Linked DNA regions of Homo sapiens: region 1 is linked to region 2. A link is a contact called in ENCODE Hi-C or POLR2A ChIA-PET data. All regions are on one chromosome and are shown on one strand. Each heading gives the region's core, a stretch centred on a gene start or an enhancer-like site at or near the end of the contact. The rest is flanking DNA. Distances are from core to core; before and after follow the strand shown.

Region 1 (6,204 bases), core at 1,797-4,296, 56 kb before region 2:
ACTGCACAAAGGTGAAATTGGGAGTAGTGAGTTTCCCACAACTGGAAGTGTTCAAGCCAAGGTTGAGCTTCCATGTGGTAGGAATAGGTAGAAGGAGCCCAAGTGTTGAGTAGACTGTAGACCTCCCAGGCATGCAAGTTGATGATTTTATGATAATCTTTTAATCATGCCATCTCAACACATTAGTGTTTGTTCTCTGCCTTTGTTTACAAACCCCATCAGTAAAATTCTCACAGAACACATCTACTAATAAGGTAGCAAAGACCGGAATGCATAATAAGGGATGAGTGTACCCATCCTTTGTTCAACAATACAATATTTTTCTTGAATAATGCATGAGCTGCTTTTCATTTCGGAAATGAGAGAGTCTATAATCCCACTGTGCGTCAAGCGAATATTTTTAAACATTTATAAGCAGGAGCCAAAGACAGTGGTAAGAAGCTTAGTAACAACAGAAACATGCATGGCTTGGGATCAGAATAGGCAGGGTGCTTCCATGAGAACCACAGAGGGATGGAGGAAACTGAAGAGTCACCTTTCAGTCCCCTGCTCCTAAGGTCATGGAGGGCAAAACAAACATGGGAATCTGGGTCAAGACACTCACTCCAGGGGGCTTTCCTCAAGCCAGGCTGATTTCCAGTTTCCACAGAAAACTAGACTAGGGAAGGCATATCAGCACTGAAGTTCAGTGTTTTCTTCTCAAATTAAGTTCTCTACCCAACATTCATCACTGCCCTAGCTATTTATGTGGTGGGTGAGTTCAAGGGGACAGTGACATAAACACTAGTGCCTACTTGATGTCCTCTTATTTGCTAGTATGAGAAACATTTATCACTCAGCTAAAAGACTACATTTCCCAGACTCCCTTGCAAGGCATGACCACATGACCACATTCTGACCCATGAGATGTAAAGAGATAACGGCAGAAAGGGAGGAAGAGAGACTTACAGGAAGGCTCCTTAAAAGGAGTTGACTCCAGTGAGAAGTGTCCCCTTTTTCTCATTCCTCTCTTCCCCTTTCCTGCTGCTACAGGAATGGAAAGCTCTGACTGAGACTATCCCAGTAAGCTGGAGATCATAGCGAACTCCATCCTTACTCCAATGGGAAGGAGTGTTGTCAAAACTAGTGAGATGATTATTTAACAATGCCAATATAATAGATGTTCCTTATGTGTGAGAAGGCAAGACACAGAGAAAGTAAGGGTGTGTCTGTTTGGATTTATGAATGCAGAGGCATGGAGCAATTTTCCTGAGGGAAGCATCAACACAGAGGTGGCAAAGTGTGAAGCCATTCACCAAACTAACCCTGCACGCTTATGAGTAGGAGCAGAGGAAAAGAAGGCCAAAAGAGAGGTGAAAGCCAGATCATGGAAGGTCTCAAACACCAAGCCAAGGGGGTTGACATGTATCCTTTGCTGGTTTCTCATACTAATGATACTTACCATCCTATCTGAAAAAGTTGGCCCACTTGAATCTTCTTTATTGAATGAGGAAAATGGCAGAGTGAGCTCTTTTTGCCCTTTGTCCCAAGGCAAATGGAGAATGAGGCATTTTACTATGGATACCTTGTTAGTGAGCAATTTGTGTTTTATCTCAGAGAATTTCATCAATATAGGTGAAGTAATAGTTAAAAATAGGGTTTTTTCCCTAGAAGAAAACCTAGGCATTACCATTCAGGACATAGGCATGGGCAAGGACTTCATGTCTAAAACACCAAAAGCAATGGCAACAAAAGACGAAATTGACAAATGGGATCTAATTAAACTAAAGAGCTTCTGCACAGCAAAAGAAACTACCATCAGAGTGAACGGGCAACCTACAGAATGGGAGAAAATTTTCGCAACCTACTCGTCTGACAAAGGGCTAATATCCAGAATCTACAATGAACTCAAACACATTTACAAGAAAAAAACAAACAACCCCATCAAAAAGTGGGCAAAGGACATGAACAGACACTTCTCGAAAGAAGACATTTATGCAGCCAAAAAACACATGAAAAAATGCTCACCATCACTGGCCATCAGAGAAATGCAAATCAAAACCACAATGAGATACCATCTCACACCAGTCAGAATGGCAATCATTAAAAAGTCAGGAAACAACAGGTGCTGGAGAGGATGTGGAGAAATAGGAACACTTTTACACTGCTGGTGAGACTGTAAACTAGTTCAACCATTGTGGAAGTCAGTGTGGCGATTCCTCAGGGATCTAGAACTAGAAATACCATTTGACCCAGCCATCCCATTACTGGGTATATACCCAAAGGACTATAAATCATGCTGCTATAAAGACACATGCACACGTATGTTTATTGCGGCATTATTCACAATAGCAAAGACTTGGAATCAACCCAAATGTCCAACAATGATAGACTGGATTAAGAAAATGTGGCACATATACACCATGGAATACTATGCAGCCATAAAAAATGATGAGTTCATGTCCTTTGTAGGGACATGGATGAAACTGGAAACCATCATTCTCAGTAAACTATCGCAAGAACAAAAAACCAAACACCACATATTCTCACTCATAGGTGGGAACTGAACAATGAGATCACATGGACACAGGAAGGGGAACATCACACTCTGGGGACTGTTGTGGGGTGGGGGGAGCGGGGAGGGATAGCATTGGGAGATATACCTAATGCTAGATGACGAGTTAGTGGGTGCAGCACACCAGCATGGCACATGTATACGTATGTAACTAACCTGCACAATGTGCACATGTACCCTAAAACTTAAAGTATAATAATAAAAGATAAATAAATAAATAAATAAATAAAAGAAAAAAAATAGGGTTTTTTGTAAATATATGTATTATTATTGTAACAGCTAACATGTGGGCCCTAAACTAAATACTTGTCTGAAATTAATTTTATTTATTCTTTTTGACAATGCTGTAAGGAAGACAGGACTACTCTACCACATTTAATCATAGAGAGAATGGGCTTTGAAAAGTTACATATTAACCAAGATTACACAGGTGGGGCTGGAGAGCTAGAATGCAAACTGAGCTCTGTCTGGCTCTAAAGCCAATTCCTCTAGCCACATGCTAAATCTGTAACTTCTGTGCATGATCAGAGTAGCTGAGCAAACAGAAAAACAAAGAGACATTGTTGGGTTCGCCAGAGAGAGGACCACTCATCACCCATGAGCCAAGAGCTGAAAGAGCTCTAACCTCTGAAAACACCAGAAAGTAGAGTTTCCTGCTTTCCAGCTATAAAGTGGCCACAGGAAAAAGTGTGGTGCAAGGTGAAAGAACGTCTGCAGCATCTGCTTTATGCATATGGCATCATTTCAGGCCTGCTCACTGATAAATATGACTCCAGTTAAGGCATCGTGAGGTCTGAAATTCCACAAAATTGTTTGATGGCCCAGGAGAGAAAGAATGTATCATAATTTGAGAGACAGGAGGTAACTAATCAATAATATCCTCCAACAGAAAAGCCTCTTCTATAGCCATCAAGTTGTTCTACAGCTCAAGGTGCTCCCTGCAATGGACTAAATTTCTGTGTCACACCAAAATTCATATTTTAAAACCTAAGTCTTAGTGGGAGGTTATCTGGAGGTGGGTGGTGATTACATCATGAGGGTGGAGTCCTCATGAATGAGATTAGTGTCCTTATAAAAGAGGCTAAGTCCTTTGCCCCTTCCATCATGTAAGGGCACAGCAAGATGGCACTATAAGCCAGAAAGTGGGACCTCACCAGACACTGAATCTACCTTGATCTTGGACTTCCCAGCCTCTAGAGCTGTGAGAAACAAACTTCTGTCATTTATAAGCTACCCAGTCTATGGTGTTCTGTTATAGCAGCCTGAATAGACTGAGACATTCCCCCTCAAAAACAATAATAATAATAAATAACCAACTGTAGAGTAATGCTGGTTCTTATGTATTCATTTAATCCTTCTGAAACCCCAGCATGTTGAGAATTATTATCCAAATGAGGAAAACGAGGCTTGGTGAAGTTAAGAGCCACGGCCAAGGTTACACCATCAATAGTGAGCAAGTAATTCTAATCTGACACTGAAATGGCTTCTCCACCAAGCCACTAAGCCATGGCACTTCTCACAGAGAACACCTCAAAATAGCAGAAATGAGAATTTGAATCTAGACAAAAGGGAAAAAATGAATGGGCTCTTGAATATCTATTCTCAGCAAAATCCGTCTCCCTTTTGATGTCACAGAGCCCCACCTCAGCAGAACACCATTTCCAGGCTTATTTGATGGGTTCCACCCTTTCCACAACAAGGTCTCCTTCTTGATGTAAATTGGCATTTTAATTAACATGGTTTTTATTGTGTGTGAAGCCTGCAGTAAGCAGGCTTTGGGATCCAGGAATCCCAAACACAAAGAGGAAAAAGGAAAAGAAGAAAGGATCAATAATGTGATTGATGTTCATTTTTAAGAGCCGAATTTCAATCCTTCTTCCTTCTCAGGCTTTTGACTTAATTAACCCCAGCAAATGCTAGAGGCCTGAGCTCTGGTGTCTCATCTATCTTGCTCTAAGGATTTGTCTCTTGTGGCCATAGTTTGCACATCTGAAAAGAAGGAGGTTGAGGTAGAGGCACTGCAATTGTTCTTCCAGCCCAAACTCTAAGACAGCCATCAGCAAGAATGGAAGGTTGCAGGCATTGTGTCAGCTCAGCAAGGATATGTTTAGGTAAGGAGTGAAATCATACTAGGTCCATAAAGTGGGAGTTCCAGAAGTTCGCTCTTTCAAAACCTTTATGGCATGGAGCTTACAGTTCCTTTAGCTCTTGGCTCACAAGTAGTGGAAAGACATAACCCTGGTCATCCTTTGTCCTCTGAGCCCTAATTTCTCAGAGACATGGAGACTGGTTTCCCTAGATAGTGGTGAGCTCTTGGGAGTAGGGTGGAACTGCAGAAAAGATATGGCCTTTGAAAGCCGACCATTCCACCTCCTATAGCTTTGTGACTTGGAAAAGCTACTCAGCCTCTCCACACTTCAGTTCCTTCATCTGTAAAATGCCCAGAATAATCTCACTTTCCAGGTTGCCAGATTAACAAGATCATGCTTGTTAAGTACCTAGCACTGTGCCTAGCACATAGTAGCTGTCCATTTAATAGTAGGTATTATTATTAATTGTCCTGCATGCAGTCCCTCCCATTTTTTACCTACCTCCAAGCTGGCTTGGCTTAGAAAACATAGTTATAAGTAAGCTACATATGTAAAAGGGCTTTGTAAACTGTACAGCAGTGTACTCACATAATGTCTTGGTATTATTTTACATGAATGAGCGAGATGAGATTCCCATCAAGCCAAAGGGAATAAAACAAGCATATAATATGGACCCCAAGTTTTTCATCATTCATTGTAGTCACTCACATCTGAGGATCCCCTCGGTACATGTTCTGCTTTAGTTGAGTTGAGCTGCACTGAGTTGAGCCAAGTTGAGTTCAGTTGAATTGAGCTGAGTTCAGTTGAGGTGAGCTGAGTTGAGTTCAGTTAAACCAAGTTGAGTTGAGGTGGACTTAGTTGAGTTCAGCTGAGTTGAGCTGAGCTAAGCTGAGTTGAGGTGAGCTGAACTTAGTTGAGTTGAGCTGAGTTGAGCTGAAGTTAGTTGAGCTGAACTGAACTGAACTGAGTTGAGTTGAGCTGAGCTGACTTCCATTGAGTTCAGTTGAGTTGGGCTTACCCAGGCTGAGGTGAGCTGAACTGAATTGAGCTGAGCTGAGTTCACTTGGGTTGAGTTGAGTTGAGCTCAGCTCAGCTGAGTTGAGCTGACTTCAGTTGAGCTGAGCTGAGTTGAGCTGAGCTGAGCTGACTTCAGTTGAGTTGAGCTGAGCTGAGTTGAGCTGAACTTGGCTGAGCTGAATTGAGTTGAGCTGAGCTAGCTAAATTGAGTTGAGTTGAGCAGAAGTGAGTTGAGCTGAGCTGAATTGAGTTGAGCTGAGCTTAGCTGAGCTGAATTGAGTTGAGCTGAGCTGAACTGAGTTGAGCTGAGCTGAATTGAGTTGAGCTGAGCTTAGCTGAGCTGAATTGAGTTGAGCTTAGTCGAGTTGAACTGACCTTAACTGAGCTGAATTGAGTTGAGTTGAGCTGAGTTGAGTTGAGCTGAGCTGAGTTGAGCTGAGTTGAGTTGAATTGAGCTGAGCTGAATTGAGCTGAGCTAAATTGAGTTGAGTTGAGCAGAATTGAGTTGAGCTGAAATGAACTGAGTTGAGCTGAACTGAACTG
Region 2 (7,219 bases), core at 3,482-5,981:
AACACGTAGGTTAATCTAAAGAACCACTGTATTCATAAAATATAGCTGTCTAACAAGTAGGCTTAATAAAAAGAACTGAAGTCCTCAGCAATGAGAATGTGTCAGTTAGGAAAGAAATGGCTAGGGTTAAAGTAGTCTGAGATCTTCATATCATCAGGCATGGTGGGAAGGTGATGGCAGTCAAGATACCAACATTACAGCCTGGGCAACACAGTGAGGCCCTGTCTCCAGAAAATAAAAATAAAAAATAAATTATCCGGTTGTGGAGGTGCATGCCTGTAATCCAAAATACTCATGAGGCCGAGGTAGGAGGCTGCCTAGAGCCCTGAAGTTTGAGGCTGCAGTGAACTATGATCATGCCATGGCACTCCAGCCTGAGGGACAGCCTCTAAAATTAAAAAAAAAAAAAAAGGATACTGCATTAAAAGTTAAACTGACATTAAAAGTAAAAGATACTAACATTAAAAGTCTCATGTGCCTAGTAAAATTTCAAAGATAATAATTTAAAGAGTAAAAGCAGAGATTATAACTTCCATCTCAGGAAAGAAAAAAAAAAGTAATAAGAAAAAAACTTAATTTTTATAGACCAAAAAAGATAAATTATATATATATATATATATATATATATATATATATATATATATATAAAAATGCTGTACCAATGAAACCTCAAAAAAGTTACAACAGGAGAAACAATCCAAATAGATCAATAATCACAATAAATGTAATGGAAATAACCATCTCAGTTAAAAGAGATTATCAAATTAGATGGGACGGGGCAGGGAATCCAGCTATCTACTGTTAAAAAAAAAAAAAAGCTAAAACGTAAAAATATAGGAAGGTTTTAATATAGCAAGTAAAGGAACAGACAAAGATATTAGGTTGGTGCAAACATAATTGCATTTTCACCAACCTAATACATCAGCCAAATACTAACAAAATAAAGGTGAGTGGCCATATTAATACCAAATAAAATGGCTTTTTAGTAAAAAATATATATTAGGGAGAGAGAGTCATTGCAACATAATAAAGCATTTGCTTCTCCATGAAGACATGATTCTAAGAACATTTGCATATAGTCAAATAACTTTACAATACATACTGCAGATGCTTCCTCAGACTTCTCTACAGAGGATCTCAGCTGGCCTCACACCCTAACAAGTGTGGAGAGAAATGACTGTGGGTGGCCAGGTCAGCTGTTGGATGAAGTGTCCCCAGCCCTGGTAAAAACGGCCAAGATATGATAACTTCTCCCCATCTTTCTAGAGATATGAGTCATTCTTCTTTGCATGAGGAATAAAGAGGTCAGAGCTGAAGCGTCTTTTCCATAATCCCTTGAGAAGGCAGAAGTGTTAGATTAAGCTCCTACTTTACAGGCTGGGGACAGGAACACTGAAAAGAATAAAGAAACAATTTGTAGCTGGGTGTGGTGGCACGCCTGTCGTCCCAGCTACTTGGAAGGCTGAGACTGGAGGATTGCTTGAGCCCAGGAGATCGAGGCTGCAGTGAGCTATGATCACACCACTACACTCCAGCCTGAGTGACACACCAAGACCCTGTCCCTAAAAAGAAAAAATAAAAGAGAGAAACAATTTGAATTGAAAAGGCAGAAACCTTGACTTTGTTGAATCTAATATTCCTCTGATTTTTTTTTCTTAACACAGATCTACAAAATTTTGGCAAACAGAGACCTGATCCAGCCCTCTCCTTTCAAAGATGAGAAAACAGAAAACACACAGAGAGGTGATGTGGCTTGCCCGAAGTCACACAAATAATGTATTTGCATGTACATATAATCATTAATATTCACACGAGGACCCAAAAAAGATTGTGAAAACAAGTGAATTTAAATGTTAAAATGGCAAATTCTCCCTCAATAAAGTAAAAAGCTTCTATCGAACAGCCCCACTAAATTAAAAAATGCACTTCAATAGGTCTGCTTTCCCTCCGCAAAGGGCTAGCAAACAAGAAAGGCATAGCATGCTGTGCACGGCATCGCAATGTCAGATAGCTGCTGACTCCAGTAATTCATCATTGAATTGAAAGCATTACATACGGGAAGAGCAAAAATCTAATTCCAGCTCATTTCAATAAGAATTGATCTAAGGGTTCATTACATAAAGTAATTTTTACTAACACAACTTTGAACGCGTCCTCCAACAAGGGTTAGAATCTCTCCCATGATAGCGGGAGCCGATCAGGGGAAATCTGCATGCAGATAAATGCTGCCTGCTAAGTTGCAGATTCCTTGCGTTCAATTTAACTAAGTTGTTTTTCTTTTTTAATGTTTGCTTAATATTGGAGAGGGCTGGGAAACTGGAGTTAGGGATTATTTTTAAAAGAGATCTAGGGGCCAGACGCAGTGACTCATGCCTGTAATCCCTGAACCTTTGGAGGCAGACGCAGGAGGGTTGCTTAAGCCCAGGAATTCAAGACCAGCCTGGGCAACATAGTGAGACACTATCTCTACCAAAAAAAAAAAAAAAATTTAAAATTAGTCGGACATGGTGGCATGCTCCTATAGTCCCAGGAAGGCCGAGGTGGGAGGATTGCTTGAGCCCTGAGGTCAAGACTCCAGGGAGCTGTGATCACGCCACTGCACCCCAGCCTGGATGACAGAGTGAGATCCTGTCTCAAAAAGAGGGTGGGGGAGGGGATCTAGGATCTCAAATGCAGATTCATTTGTCTCCATGAGCTGTGCAGCCTTAACTGCACTTCTCTAACTCTAGTACTTCGTCTATAAAAATACTTATATTTCATGTGATAATTGAATAAGAAAATGGACGTAAAGTACTTCACAGAGGTTAAAGTTCCTGATGAAAGGTAGCTTTTAAAAAGCTCATAAACCGTTCACTAGTTCATGATCTCAAGACATTAATACCTACCTGGCCTGACAGCCTTTAAAAGAGTGAACGAATGTGTGTGGTATGCAATGACTGTTAGTTCCAATCTCCTCCCCTTTGAGTGGGCTTGAGTGAAATCCTCCAACATCCAAATATACCCAGGCTTGTGTCTGATTGGCCCAGCAGTGAGACTCAAATAGCTGAGTCTTCCATCAAGAACCTTAACCTCTGCTAGCTGGACCAAGATACCTGATTCCTTAAGCAAAAGAAACAATTTGTCTATCTCTTTTTTTTTCCTTTTTGAGACGGAGTCTCACTCTGTCACCCAAGCTGGAGTCCATCGGCTCAATCTTGGCTCACTGCAACCTCTGCCTCCTGGATTCAAGCGATTCTCTTGCCTCAGCCTCTCAAGTAGCTGGGATTACAGGCGCTTGCCACCACACCCGGCTAATTTTTGTATTTTTAGTAGAGATGGGGTTTCGCTATGTTGGCCAGTCTGGTCTCGAACTCCTGACCTCAGGCGATCCACTCGCCTCGGCCTCCCAAAGTGCTGGGATTAAAGGCATGAGCCACCCCACTCGGCCTCCTCTATCTCTTATTAAATAGGTTTTTCTAGGCTCAAAGAACAGACCTCTGGCTAAATTCAGAAGTTCTTAACTTTGAATACTCATTGGGGTCATCAGATGAGGGATGGGGGGCTTTGAAAAACCCTGTGCCCAAGCTGTACCCAAAACCAGTTAGATTCTCTGGGCATGGGACCCAGATGTCAGTATTTTTTAAAGCTCCCAGATGCAACAACAAAAAATAAAATAAAATAACCCAATTAAAAAATGGGCAAAGGACTTGAATAGGCATTTCTCCAAAGATGGTATATAAATGGTTCTATGTTCCTGGAACAGGGGAGCCAAGACAGGATGTGGTGGGAGGTGGGCTAGGAAGATTTAGTCCTCAGACTTCTGCCACGCACGGGTTTGAGGGCAATGGGGAGGGAGCCTTGGAACGTGTTAAGCAGATGAGTAATCTAGTCAGATTGACGTTTCTGGAAAATTACTCTCACTACAAAATAAAGAGTAGATTGGATGGTGTGTGACCAGAGGCAGAAAGACCAGTTTGGAGTCGCTGGGTGGACCCAAGGTCAAACATTTCTAGGACAGTGGTTCTTACACATGCCTGGAAATCTTCTGTAGGGCTTGCTAGAGCACAGATTGATTCAGTAGCTCTGGGCTGCAACCAAGAATTCACATTTCTAACAAGTCCCCAGGCAATGCAGGTGCTGCTGGTCTGGGAACCTGACTTTGAGAACCACTGCTCTAGGTGGTAGTGATGTTAGAAGGGGGGTTCATTTGGAAAGCAGCTTCACAGTTCTAGGCTGGTGGTTCTAGGTCAAGATTTAATGCTGGCTGCACATTAAAATCACCTGGAGAGACTGGGCCCCACCACATCCCCCTTCACTGATTCATCTGATCTTGGGTAAGGTCTAGGTGTGAGCACTGAGAAGCCTGCAAATGACTCTAGTGTGAAATCCGGGGCGAAAACCAATCCTTGCTGCTCAAAGTGTGGTCCACGGCCCAGCATCTTCAGCACTATCTGGTAATGAATGAGAGCTGCATCCCAGACCCACAGAACCAGCCTCTGCATTGTAACACAGTTTCCCAGTGGTTCCTTTGCACGTGAAAGTTTGAGAAGCATGGATGTAAATAGCATCTGGCCTGAAATGGGATTCCAGAAACAGCTGGAAGCACAGGGGAGGTGGAATCCAGCCCCCAGCATGATAACCCGGACAAGGACTCTGGGGAGAAGAGAGATTCATTCATTTATTCCAATGGACTATAATGACCTTCCCTGTGTGCTGGGCATTGTGCCAAGTGCTACAGAAATAGGAGGCAGGCACCTGGCCTCAAGGCCAATAAGACATGACAATAATAAAATGAAAGGCCAAGAGCTCTCACGATGAAGTTCTAGAGGTGCTTCTGAACGGGGGCCAGGTCAGCAACTCCAGCACCAGCTCCCTGAGAGCAAGGACCTCTCCCCAGCACACAACATGCCAGGCACCTGCCAGATTTCCATAAATGTTTGCTGAAAGAATGCCAAATTCGGTGGCACTGGAGGTGGACCTTCCAGGTGGGGAAAAATTACTATGGGCAGAAATGAGCCAGGACTTTGCAAATCGACAGACCCCCCAGGGCCAAACCAGGTTATGGTAAAGGCCAGGATGTGTGTGAGGGACCAAGTGCATGGTGCCATTTGGCTGGATCTAGATCTGGTCAGCACTCTTTCTCTGCACAGAGCCAGAGAGTAAACATTTCAGGCCTTGTGGGCCATGCAGTCTCTGTTGAAACAATTCGACTCTGCCCTGATACTGTGAAAGCAGACATAGACAATCAGTAAACACATGGGTGGCTGGATTCCAATCAAACTATCTACAAAAGCAGGCTGCAAACCAGATTTGGCCCGAAGGCCCCTGATCTAGAATAAGAGAGGAAAAAGCTGGAGATGAAGCCGCAAAGGTAACTTGGAGGTCGTTAGGAGATCACAGAAGGCCTTGGCTACCACGCAAGGGAGGGCAGACCTTGAATCAGCAGTGGGAAGCTCTATGTTGGACATTAAAGTGCAAGGGTCAGCTTGGAGGACTCCATCAGACAGAAATGTGTGAGATAAGATCAGGAGCTGGGGGAGGAGAAGTGGGGTCAGGGGGACCTTTAGGAGATTTGGGGTGGCTCCCAAAGTTCTAGACAACCAAGAGCCAGAGCAGCGGCACCCAAAGAGAAAAACTGGGGTGCAAGAGATGCTTTGGTGGCCAAGGTAGTGAGGGAAAAGGAGGGGTTGGTTGGAAACAGTGCATTTTCTGGTCACTGGGGTGATGAAGAGGATGCTGTAGGCAAAGACAGGGAAGCTGGCAGGATCTTGGGGAGTGAGGATCTGGATCTGGAAGCTCAGGGAAAGCATGTTGAGCCCAGCAAAATCCGAATCTGCGGCAGCATGAGGCCCCCCATCGACTCCCCATCGCCCCACCCTCCCACCCCAACACACCCAAGCGCAGAGGCATCTGGAGACAACATTTGGGAAAAGCAAGAGTAAAAGGTTAAAATGCAGGGCTGGACTGGCTGCTGTTGTTCCCAAAGATATGAATCTGAGAGACAGAGCTCACCCCAGGCTGGGGTGAATCCCTGCATTCGGGAGCCAGAAGGAGCTTCAGAGCAGCACTCCTCAAACCTCAATGTGTCGCAAACCCCCTAGAGAGGCTGTTAAGTAAGATTCTGCTGCAGCAGGCTGAACTAGAGGCCCAGACCTTGCAATTCCAACAAGAGCCCAGTGGTGCCGATGCTGCCAGCCCAGGACCACACTTTGAAAATCGAGACCATGAACTCATTCCTCTAACGTCTGTTGTCACCTAAACGAGGACAGTGAGGATCACTGTGCTACCATTTGGTTGAGTGACTAAAACACACTAGTCACTGGAGATACTGAGAAAATAGCAAAAGGAGCTAACATTTGAGCCCTTGCTATGAGCCAGACACCACCTAAGAAACCTCCATCTGTCACTCATCCATTCCTCGCAGGGGAAGGACCAGCCATGAGGCAGGCTTCACGAGTGCCCCCGTTCTCCAGACGATTTAATGGCCTCAGCACAAGGCAGCCACACTGCAGAGCTAGAACTCCATCGCTGCACTCAAAGAGGACAGCAACGGACCACCTAGGCAAGCTATGCGTCCTCCTAATCGAGGCAAGCTCTTCAACTACATTGGACTCAAGGCATCATGAACCTCCTAAGTGAAGTGGGCTGCAGGGATCACATATCTGCTAGCAGTAGGGACACCCACGGGGCCATGTGGCTAGGATGTTACCCATGGACAATTCTTTCGCTTTGCTTCTGAGACACTAAAGCACTAAGCCCTTAGACGAGACACTTCCACAGAGCCCATGTAATGCAAATAAATGCCCCCAAATAAAAGGGAAATAATCTGGTGCAGAATTTTGTAGCTGGTGCGTATTTGATGGGCATGATTTTCAGAAGTGGCTCCCAGCCCCTTTGTCAAGGTCCTGGGGTGCAGTTCCTGCCAGGTGTTGCGATACTACCACCTAGTGGCAATGTGGAGGTCTGCTGCGGAAGTCGAAGCGTCTAAACCCCCAAAACAACAGGGTAGGCTGCATTCTGTTAACACCAGTCTGGGCGGTGGCTGTTTTTAGCTGGGTCTCTCCTTCTGTGCCACTTTCATCATGGAAACTGGCTCTCTAGACCCAAAAAAAGCTGCGACGTGCTCTGCAAAAGCTGTTTGAGGGCCAATTTTAGCTGCATTTCTTGGAATTTGGGCTCCCAGGAGGAAGGAGGGATGTGCGGTTTCAGGAAGCTGTGCATCTTCTTCCTGGAGGCTGTT

Evidence for each region. A loop is a pair of places that touch in the nucleus more often than their neighbours do. ChIA-PET counts read pairs that join two places held with the same protein, here RNA polymerase II (POLR2A).
Region 1: a loop to region 2 is called in a map of pancreas, with 4 times the contacts of the local background. The contact joins two enhancer-like sites. A Hi-C loop is called at or near these places in 1 of 168 maps with a recorded cell type or tissue (pancreas). POLR2A ChIA-PET finds 5 or more read pairs at or near these places in 1 of 52 experiments (activated naive CD4-positive, alpha-beta T cell).

What each region holds. Positions count from the first base shown.
Region 1 is chr16:9,313,678-9,319,881 of GRCh38, reverse strand. No RefSeq gene overlaps it. Among named protein-coding and RNA genes, the nearest start is that of LINC02177, 39 kb to the left of the region's middle. RefSeq lists a silencer at 5,678-5,902. Within about 2 kb of position 3,046, at least 3 of the 41 ENCODE cell types and tissues checked have a DNase peak (open chromatin) inside an H3K27ac peak, as active enhancers do.
Region 2 is chr16:9,258,348-9,265,566 of GRCh38, reverse strand. No RefSeq gene overlaps it. Among named protein-coding and RNA genes, the nearest start is that of LINC02177, 94 kb to the left of the region's middle. RefSeq lists an enhancer at 6,781-7,075. Within about 2 kb of position 4,731, at least 3 of the 41 ENCODE cell types and tissues checked have a DNase peak (open chromatin) inside an H3K27ac peak, as active enhancers do.